Linked DNA regions of Homo sapiens: region 2 is linked to region 1. A link is a contact called in ENCODE Hi-C data. All regions are on one chromosome and are shown on one strand. Each heading gives the region's core, a stretch centred on a gene start or an enhancer-like site at or near the end of the contact. The rest is flanking DNA. Distances are from core to core; before and after follow the strand shown.

What was found. A loop is a pair of places that touch in the nucleus more often than their neighbours do. Pooled maps may share reads with other maps.
Region 2: a pooled map shows a loop between it and region 1 (16-fold over the local background). The contact joins the promoter of TBX3-AS1 here to the promoter of LHX5-AS1 in region 1. A Hi-C loop is called at or near these places in 11 of 37 single-sample maps with no recorded cell type and 11 of 50 pooled maps.

The regions. Positions count from the first base shown.
Region 1 is chr12:113,469,873-113,474,639 of GRCh38, forward strand. It overlaps LHX5-AS1 (LHX5 antisense RNA 1), which reads left to right and starts at 2,131. Exons shown (of 2, transcript NR_126425.1): 1 at 2,131-2,210. It overlaps LHX5 (LIM homeobox 5), which reads right to left and starts at 1,999. Exons shown (of 5, transcript NM_022363.3): 1 at 1,454-1,999. The coding sequence starts at 1,626. RefSeq lists an enhancer at 1,081-1,881.
Region 2 is chr12:114,679,754-114,684,520 of GRCh38, forward strand. TBX3-AS1 (TBX3 antisense RNA 1) reads left to right here and starts at 2,539. Exons shown (of 2, transcript NR_187552.1): 1 at 2,539-2,881. It overlaps TBX3 (T-box transcription factor 3), which reads right to left and starts at 4,422. Exons shown (of 7, transcript NM_005996.4): 1 at 3,059-4,422; 2 at 1,126-1,393. The coding sequence starts at 3,447. RefSeq lists a promoter at 4,424-4,767.

The DNA.
Region 1 (4,767 bases), core at 881-3,380:
GAGGGAACCTTCCACTGATTTCCAGTACCAATGGAGAGGCTTTCCAATCCACCGCTCTGGGACCCGCTGGAGCTAATCAGGAGCTGTGGACAGCAGGGCCTCATAGTGATGGACCCTAGAGAGCAGGGATGAGTTTCAGCCCCCCTAAACCTCTGGCCTGGCAGGCAGCAGGGGAATGTGAATAGAGGACAATCATAGATCCTGCAAGGCCAGGACAGGAATCTCTCAAATCCCCGCTTTCCCGCGTTCCTGATCTCATTCCTTTTCTTTCTTCTTTGAGCTCAGGGAGAAAGCCAGCCTCCCCCGAAATAGGAGATGGGTGAGGCTCAGGTTGGGGGTGGGGTGGGGGAGGACCCAGGACTCTAGGGACCCCACATCTACTCACACCCATGTCTCTAAACAGGGCGAATTTGGGTGACATTGATGTAGTGAGGGCATTAGAAGCCATAAGTCACTTTTGGCCTTATCCGGCAGCGTAATTGGCCATATGCACCTTATCAAAAATCATTAGGCACTTTGCAAGCACTGCTACATTAGGGGCATCGGGCCTCCGGGTCCAGGGAGTTAACACGTGTAAAGGAGCGGCTGACATTTTCTCCCATTCAAATTCTCAGTGCGGAGTCGCTGGGGCCGGCAGGCTGCCTTTCTCTGTGGCGTGATTCACGCCCCCATTCCTCAGCGCGGGGAATTCCTGTTCACAAAGCCGGCTCTGGGTGCCCAGAGGAAACAGGTAGGGCTCAGCTGCCCCAAACTCCAGTGGCTTCCAGGCTGGGGAAACTGAGGCCCAGAGAGGTGATCTGCCCTGGCCAGCCACAGGGCCCACAGGGGTAGGGGGGCTGGGGAGGTGCCACAGCCCAGTCTAGACCCCAGAGGTCCTGATTCTCAGCCTCGATTTCGTTTCTACTTTTCAACATGGGAGGAAATGTTTAAGGGGTTGGGAGGTGGGTGGGGGAGGTTCTCTCCTCCCATCACCAGGGGAGACCTTCCTCGCTGGGCCCCCTCTGGAGCTGAGAAGTTTCTGTTTGGGATTGCGGCCGATGGGCTCACACATTCTGCCTGGAGCGAGAAGCCTTCAGGCGTCTCTAACTCATGCAAAAATCCTTCCTCTCTCTCGGGACGGGGCTTGAAGCTTCTGTCTTGGGGTTGCAGCTGCTTGGAAGGGGCGGAGAGGAGTGGATAGCAAGTTTGTCAGGGCTTCCTCCCTCTGCCCCGCCAGCGCTCTGAGCCGGCCTCGAGCCAACGTGAGGCAGCGAAGCAGCGTCCTTCTTCCTCCGCCTGGGCTCGGGACCTTTCCTGGACCAAGGACAGGAGGAGAGCAAAGTGCTGCCCGCTCCCCATCTAAGCTTGTGATCCGGGGAGGCTGGGATGGGGATGGGGGTATCCCCTTCCCCAGCGCCCCAGTGGAGCGCGCGCAGGGTGGGCGCGCAGGCAGCAGAGCGGCGCGGCCTCTTACCTGAAAAAGTCATTTTTGCAGTAGAGCTTGCCCTCGCGCGAGAAGCACTTCTCCGAGAGGTTGGTTTTGCACTCGCAGCACTGAACACATTTGATGTGCCACGCGCGGTCCAGCACGTTCAGCAGAAAGCGGTCGAGGATGGGCCGCTCGCAACCGGCGCAGTGCACCATCATAGCCCCGCGCCCCGGCGGCTTCGGCCGCCTTGCCCTCCCTTTGGGCCCCTGGCCCTCGGGCCTGCCGGGCCCTCCGCTGCCCTTCGCCTCTTGTCTCAGCAGCTGCAGGGCGAGTCTGGTCCGGACCAAGACTCAGCCGGTCCAGTCCTTGGGCAATCTCTGGCCTGGCGCTGGGCTGCCCGGAGTGGGGTGGTGGGGGGCGGGTGGCGTTCACAACCTCATGCCACGGGCCGCACGCCCCGGCGCCTGTTCCGGGCTTCCCCAGGTATCTCGGGTGGCTGCTGGCCTCGGCGCTGCGGAGCGGCTTTCCCCGGTGGCGGAGGCGCCGGCACTTTCCCCCACTTTCAAGCGGTCCGGATCCTCATCTTTGTCTGGTCGCCGCGTAATTCGCGCATCCTTATTCAGATTTGGTGACGTGGCGCTGCACGTAGGGGGCCCAGCGGCCAATGGGCGCACCGTGGCCATGGCAACCTCTTAAATTTATAGCATATCTAAATTGGCTACAGCGTTGCTGTCCGGACAGAGCAAAAAAAACAAGGCATCAGTATTGTTGAGTATTAGCTTGTACCTGGTTCGGAGGCTAAGTAAGTATTTACCTTCCAGTTTGGGGCTGACGGGGCGGGGGCAGCGCGAAACGAAAATTGCGTCTCTCTTCCTCTCTCTTTCTCCTCACAAATATTTGGGGGTCACGGGTTCCAAGGCCTAGTCCGGGAGGTACCCCTGCCCCCTTCGCCATCCCTGGAACTTGCAGAAGTTGCCCCACGCCCCACACTTCGCTCCCCTTCTCCAGCCCAGCCAGCCCAGATTGGATTCCCCCACCCCCGCGCCCCCTCTGCGCCCTGAAGCTGCGTCAGCGCGGTTCTCCCGGCTCCTGGAGCCGGCCCCGGCTTCTTTTTGTCATACACGGGGCTGGGGCCCAGCCGGGCCTTTCTCATGGAGAGAGCTAGTGGAGACCGCGCGGCCTGGGTAGTTTTCCCCGCCCGGCCGCCGAGCCCAGGCCCAGGCCCAGGGTGGGGAGGCGGGGGAGCAGGAGGGGTGCCATTTGGCCTGGTCCCGAACTCCAGAGTTTCAGGCCTGAGTGCGCTGCTCACGGGGCTCTGAGGGAGATGTGGACAGGGGGAGATTCAGGGTGGACGGGTCTTCCCGCAGACAGCTCGGAGGTGGCACTCACCACGTCTCTCCTTTCCTCGCTGCACCTTCCAGATTCCAGGTCAGCCTATGGGGCACTGTGGTGAGTGGGTCGTACGGCTGAGGCGGGGGACACCAGCGACTATGAGAGCGCTGTTTGTATTCACGCCGTGCGGGCTGGGTGTGCAAGTTCGTCCCCTCATTGGGCGCAGGAGAAGCGGCGCACGTATGTTCCGTGCTCGGCAGGGCGCCCAGAGTGTGAGGAGAGAGAGTGTGTGTGTGTTAAGGGGGAGGGGGGATGTTGGCAGGTGTGCGTGAGGAGGGGGTGTGTGGGTCTGAGTAGGAGAAGGGACCAGGCCTCCTTTCCCCTGGGGCCAGCGTGGCCACCAGGGATCCTAGTTGGGGAAGCCGGGAATGGGCAACCAGGATTTGCCTTTCGCTTCTGGAAAGGGGGCTGAGGGAGTAGGGCCTGGGACCAAGGGCTGGAGCTGGAGGGGTTTGTGCCAGCACTTGGCTGTGAATGTTTGTTTGGGTGTGTTTCCTGAGCTTGTTAGTGTATACTCGCTGTTTGAGAATTCCATTTTTGCATCTGTTTATTGTGTTAGTACCATCAATCCTGTGAGTAAATTTCTGCGTGTGCGTTTTCGTGTGTGCAGATTCGTGTGTTTGTAATTGTGTATGGTCCTGCTAATGTTTGTGTTTATCACTGTGTGCACTTTTATTTTTGTTGGTCTGTGCCTATGTGTGTTTGCTTATTTGAGGATGCATAAATGTGAGGGTGTTTTCATGTGTACGTGTGCATTCACGTAAGAGTGTTTGTGTCTGTGTTTGCAAGCATTGATGTGAAGGTGTACTTTGAAAAATCTGAATGTGTGTGTTTGTGTGTAGGTGAGGGCGTGCATGCTTGAGACCCTGTGTGTATGAGACTGAGCTGGCTTGGTTGTGTTTGTGAGTGCAGAATTCTGAAGAGCTATGTTTGTGTGCCAGTCGCTGTGTGTGTGTGCCTGCAAATGTGTGTATTTGTGCAAACAGTAGTTTTTTGTTTATGCAACTCCTGTAGGCTTTTGTGTGTGTGTGTGTATGTGTGTGTGAGGGGGTTATGTTTGTATTTGTGTTTGTGTGTGTACTCCTAGCTGCGCTTACCTTTGTGGATTCGGAGGTTGAGGGAGCAGGATTTGTGGATGCCTGTGTTGGGGCTCAGGGATGCCCACTTGTCCCCCTTCCTCTCAGGCCTAGCACTGTCCCCCACAGTATCTAGGGGAGGTGATCTTGCTAGGGACAGGGAATTGGTGAGTGCTGGTTACAGAGTGGAGCATTGACTCACCAGCCAGCCCGCTGGAAAAGGAATCCCTAACCCGGGCAGCTTCTGCTTATTGGTGCTGTTACCTGACCCTCTAGCTTGTCAGGGGACAGGCATCTACAGAGCATAGTAGTAACGCTGGTTAGAGCCCAGCTCAACCAGGAACAGGCAGGATGAATCTCACTTGGCCTCCTAGGCTCGGCCATGAGAGACTTCAAATGGAACTGCAGTTTCTGGCAGCACTTGGCCCTGCCCGCCTGGGCTTAAAGGATCCTTGAGCTCTGGCAGGGGCAGAGCTGGAAAGAAATAAGAACCCGAAGAGGAGAGAGGTGCTCAGGCTCCCGGCAGAGGTGAACTGTACTGCCTTCTCCGTCTTTGTCTCACTAGGCTTTTTCTGTCTCTCCCGAGTTCTCACCATATCTCTTTTCCTTTCTGTCTCCGTTTTTCTCTTATGCTCAGAATCTGTTCTCTTTCTGTTTCATTTTCTCTTGGTTCTCCCTTGTTTTCTTTCTCCATTTCTCTCTCTCTCTTTTTTTTTGTTCTCCTCCCCTGGCCTCTCTGCTGGAGCTTCCAAATCCAGCATCCGACTCAAAGCTGAGATGAATGCTCCTTATTTTGCATCGTGCAGATTTTGGGGTGTGGGGGGAAGACTTGCACCCCCACCACGTGCTTCATGATCATTCAGAACCTCCATCCAACCACTTTCTTCTCTG
Region 2 (4,767 bases), core at 1,289-3,788, 1.2 Mb after region 1:
ACCACGCTTGTACCGAGCCCACCTCCTTGGAGTACCCCCTGGGTACGTTTCGCTCCACAGATGTTATCTTCTGGAGAATCCAAATTGCTCCTCAGTTGCCAAAGGGCCCCCCCCACCCTCACCATCTAAGGATCATTCATACCTTGAACCCTAGCCTACCTGAGTACCAAAACTATAATTCCCCTGCCACGTAGCGTGATCACTTGGGAAGGCCAAAGTCTTAAAAGATAGAGAAAAACATGCATTTTAATTTACAAAATGATTCAGTACTTTAAGCGCCCACTAATTGACGAGCCCAATCCACTTAAAGCCCTGAAAGGCTGAACTCTAGAGAGGAATATTTATGCCTTAATCAAATCAAGGGCTTCAAATGCAATTCCTGCCCGCTGAAGATATTTCCGCGCCATTCGCGTCTTCCTGGGCCTAATCTTTCTGCTTACTCCTTGCTTATCACGCTGTTTATTTTATTGAAATGTTGGGGAGGGGTAGGAAAAGGCGCAAAAGGTCCTTTGCCTGATATCTACAAGCAATGAAAGTTTTCTAAGTTTCTAAGCACTGTCACTGAATCCATATATACACTCCCAACACACAAACCATTTTTTTCTGAAGATCTAAGCCTCATTTAGGGTAAGCCGGACTCCCACCTAAGCCCAATTCTTTTTTTAGTAAAAGAACGAGTTTTTAAAAATGTATTCACACCATTTAACCAACAGAGTCAAGGCTCCGAAACGTAAACTCTCCTGAGAAAATAATATCACTGGTTTCAAAACAGAAGTATGATATTTTAAAACAAAACAAATCCTTTAGGAATACATAGCCTTGAAATTGATTTTAGCTCTTAAAAAATGGTTTTTAACTTCACTCTCAGGTCAGGAATCTACCAAAGAGCTGGAATTGCTATAGAACACAAGCCGGTAAGTTTTCTTGCCCCATTTCTTTTAGAACGCCAGGCCTTCCATTATTTGGAGAGAAACACCCCGAATCCTTTTTCCAGACGAGGACAAGTTTGCTATGCTTAGGGAGAAGCAAAGGAGAAGTCTGGGCTGAAACTCATGAAATGGGAAGCACTGCCTTTGACTGAGTGAAGGAGGAGAAAATTTTACTGAAGAGAGCAATGAAACTTACAAATCCATGTTTGTCTGAAATGTTGTTGGTGAGTTTCAGTTTGTGGAAAGTGACGACTTTGGACATCCACTGTTCCCCAGTAGCGGGGCTGTCCGGGTGAATGTACATCCTCTTTGGCATTTCGGGGTCGGCCTTACCAGCCACCATCCACCGAGAATTGTGAAATTTATAACGACAGTCATCAGCAGCTATAATGTCCATCAATAAAATGTATTTGGCTTTTTTATCCAGCCCAGAACATCTCACTTTAAATGGAGGAAACATTCGCCTATAAAACGAAAGAATAGAAAAGAAAAAGAAAGATAAACCACCCGTAATCTTGGGTTTGATTTCCTATGTATCACATAATATTGAAACCAAGTCTAAGACTTTATATTGTGACTGATAAGCTTACATGTTTCAGAGTGAGGCAACTGGTTGCAAAATCGTTTTCTTCCACAACTAACGTATTAAATATTCTCAGTTTCGCCATATTTAGACGTCCCAAGGTTCAAAACAAATGCATTGTGGCACTGCAATTCTCTACATTGTCTAACAATTTCTTCAATATTTTTTTTGTCCTTGCTTGACTTTACAGATTGCCCTCCTGAGAGCAAATTCTTGCCCATGTCTTTTTCTGTGGGTATCTAGATCTAAACAGGTTGGGGTAAGATTTTTGTAAAGCGCGGTCAGTTAAGACTAGAATTTTCCACCACCCATTGATGAGAAAATGTTAAACTTATCAAGGAAATGAACGTCAAGTTGCACCCCTCCCTGCTGCAGAATAGCAATCCCGCTGTGGGCGAAGTGAAACTGGACTTCAGTGAGTTCCCAGAACGAATTTTGCAGACTTCGGTGCACTCCTGGGCCTGATAACCGATCTGCCCGTGGAGCTGCTAACACATTCCCCCACTTCTTAGGCCAGTCCAAAACCGCAAGACTGTGCCACCACATTGCTGTTAATTTCACAGAAGGGTTGGCATTCTGTAGTCTTGACTTAAAAGGAAGCAAGGAAGCACTTTGCTGGAAAACTGACTAAATGTCTTGTGAGTTTGAGGAGGATTTTATGCCAAACTTTGGCCTCATTTAGCTTGGAAGGAGACAGAACGCTTAAGATATCATGAAGGGGATTTTATTTTTGTATCAACTTTATGCCTTTACAGGCTTCAATGCTATTACAAAAAAAAAATCAGTGATTTTAAATGACTATTACAGGATCTTCTCTTCCAGGCAGGTTTTGGTCAGGCAAGGACCTTTAAACATTATGTAAAATATGGTTGATAATATTCACACATTAAAAAAAAGGTGTGTGTCTCCTCACTGGCTCCTTAAGTCTGCAAACATAATCTTAAATTATGCAAAATTGCCTGCTGAACTCGCCCTTGGGTTACAGACACGTGAAGTAGTGTGGGCAAACAAACCAAAATGCCCTTCGATTTCTCTCTGACCAGGGCAGCAGCAGGCCCCTTTAGACCCAGAGGCTAGACTGGAGGGCAGAAAGGGCCGGGGAATGGTGTCAGGCCTCCCAATACCCACACAAAAGGAAAGGGCTTTAAGTTTTTCTCTCTGAGAACAAAATAAAACAGACAACACAACATCAACAAAGAAATAAGGATGTTCCAGGAGGGTTTGAAGAGTGAGTTTCTTGCAGTAGAGTGCCTTTTTTTTTTTTCTTTCCTGCTCCCTGCAGGGATGTCTGTGCTCCACTGAAAAATTCTGTCTGTTCGGGAGGGAACCCAGGATGCAGACCAAATGCAAGACCCATGCAGATGCCCAGGTAAGCTGAAATTTCCTGCCACCGGGGCAGGGCCTGGAAGTCTGTGCATACATTTCTAGGGGAACTAACTTTTCGTCCAAGCCGTAATAACCGACCAACCGACTGTTCTGGGAGCAGAGAAATAAAGGGAGGAAAAAACTCTCCAACAGCTTAGGGGAGGAGGCCCCCACTGCTTACCTTCCCGACTTGGTAATGACCATCTCGGTGCCCCGCTTGTGAAACTGATCCCAAAGTTCTTTAGCCTCCAGGTGCACCTTGGGGTCGTCCTCCACCTCTTCTTCGGGCTCCATGGTCTTCAAAGGCCTCAGATGCGCCTGGGGCCCCAGGGAGGAGAACGGGATGCCGGTCTCGGCCGCCCCCACCAATTGATCCATGATCGGCTTGGCCAGGGCGCCCGGCAGCGAGAGCGCCGCCGCGCCGTTGGGAGGCAGCGTCAGCGCGGGGAAGAACGGCGGCTGGTGACCCAGCACCGCGCTCATGGCGAAGTCCGGCGCCCGGTGAGGTAGGAACGGATGGTAGGCCATGCTTGTCCCAGGAATGACCGGATCTCTCATGGAGAGGCTCATCCACTCCAGGCGGGGCGCTGGGCTCCAGCCGGGGACAAGTCCGCAGCTGCTGTGTTTTGTTGTTTTTTTGTTGTTGTTTAACAGCAGCACATAATTCAAAAGGGGGGAAAAAGCAAAACAAAAAAGAAAGAAAAAAGAAAAGGAGGCAGAAATCACAACTAATGCACTTCAAAGGGAGGAGGGGAAGTGTCTTTTGGAGAATGGGAGGCCGCTTTTAAAGAGGGCAAGGCGAAAAATCAGCAAACATAGTCGCGCGGGTGACCGTCCTTGTGCCTTGCGTTTTTAAAAAGCCGCTCCTGAACGTCGGTTTCAGAAGCGAGAGGAGCGAGCAGGGTCTCGACTCGCGCCCGAGCCCTGCCGCTGAGCTCGAAATAGACACTCCAGCCCTGCGTCCCAGGAATCTCTCTCCAGCCCCTAGGTCTTTTGTTGCAAATGTGAAAGGTTCTCCTAGAAGACTTTTTACCTTTCTTTTTCTTCTTCCCCCGCCCCCTATCTGTCTTCCTCTCCCTCTTTCTCGCTGGTGGCGTCTGCAGCTGTGCTAGACCCGGCTTTAACAGGGAGCGAGAGAGCGGAAAAAGTCTCTCTCCTTTAAAAAAAAAAAAATCTGATTTAAACCCCCTTCTACCAGCGCTATCAAAACTTGAATTGCAAACTGGCTTCCGTTCGCCGCCCTCCTCCTCCTTCCTCTGCTCCGAGCCTCCGGAGGGTGTCTCGGTTTCAATCCAAATCTTGCTGGGCTCTTCTCCCGTGCCTCTCTCTCTTCCTTGTCCTAAAACGTGAGCGAATTCGCTTCCTAAATCTGTGTCCAGGCGCGCAGGGCAGGGAGGATTTAGAGGGGGAAAAAATGGAACAGAGGGAAAGAGAGGGAGGGGAGAGAGAGAGAGAGAGAGAGAGACGGAGTCGGAGAGGGAGGGAGCGAGAGAAAGCGAGAGCTCCTCGCCACCCTCCGCCGCCTCTAGAATTCACCGGGCGTCTGCTCGGCGGCTCTAGAAGGTCGGGCTGCGCTGTGGGCTGCGGGGAGCCGGAGGCCTCTTGATTGGCTCTTTGACGCTTTCGGACCAATTGTGTTGCTGCATAGGCGTGGTTTTCACAGGTCGAGTGCTGGGGGATAGAGCTGAGTTATAAAAAGAAGGTGTCGGAAACTGTAACGTCGCAGCGCCGCATCGGTACTACTGCCTGTCCTGTGAATATGTCAACATGATCAGAGGGCGGGCGGGAGCCACTGGGGAGCGCGCGCGCACAGAGTCGCCTCTAGGTGGCTTATCGAGAGATCGCTGCAGCCCCTGAGCTCGCTCGCTCGCTCTGGTTCAGCCCACGTCT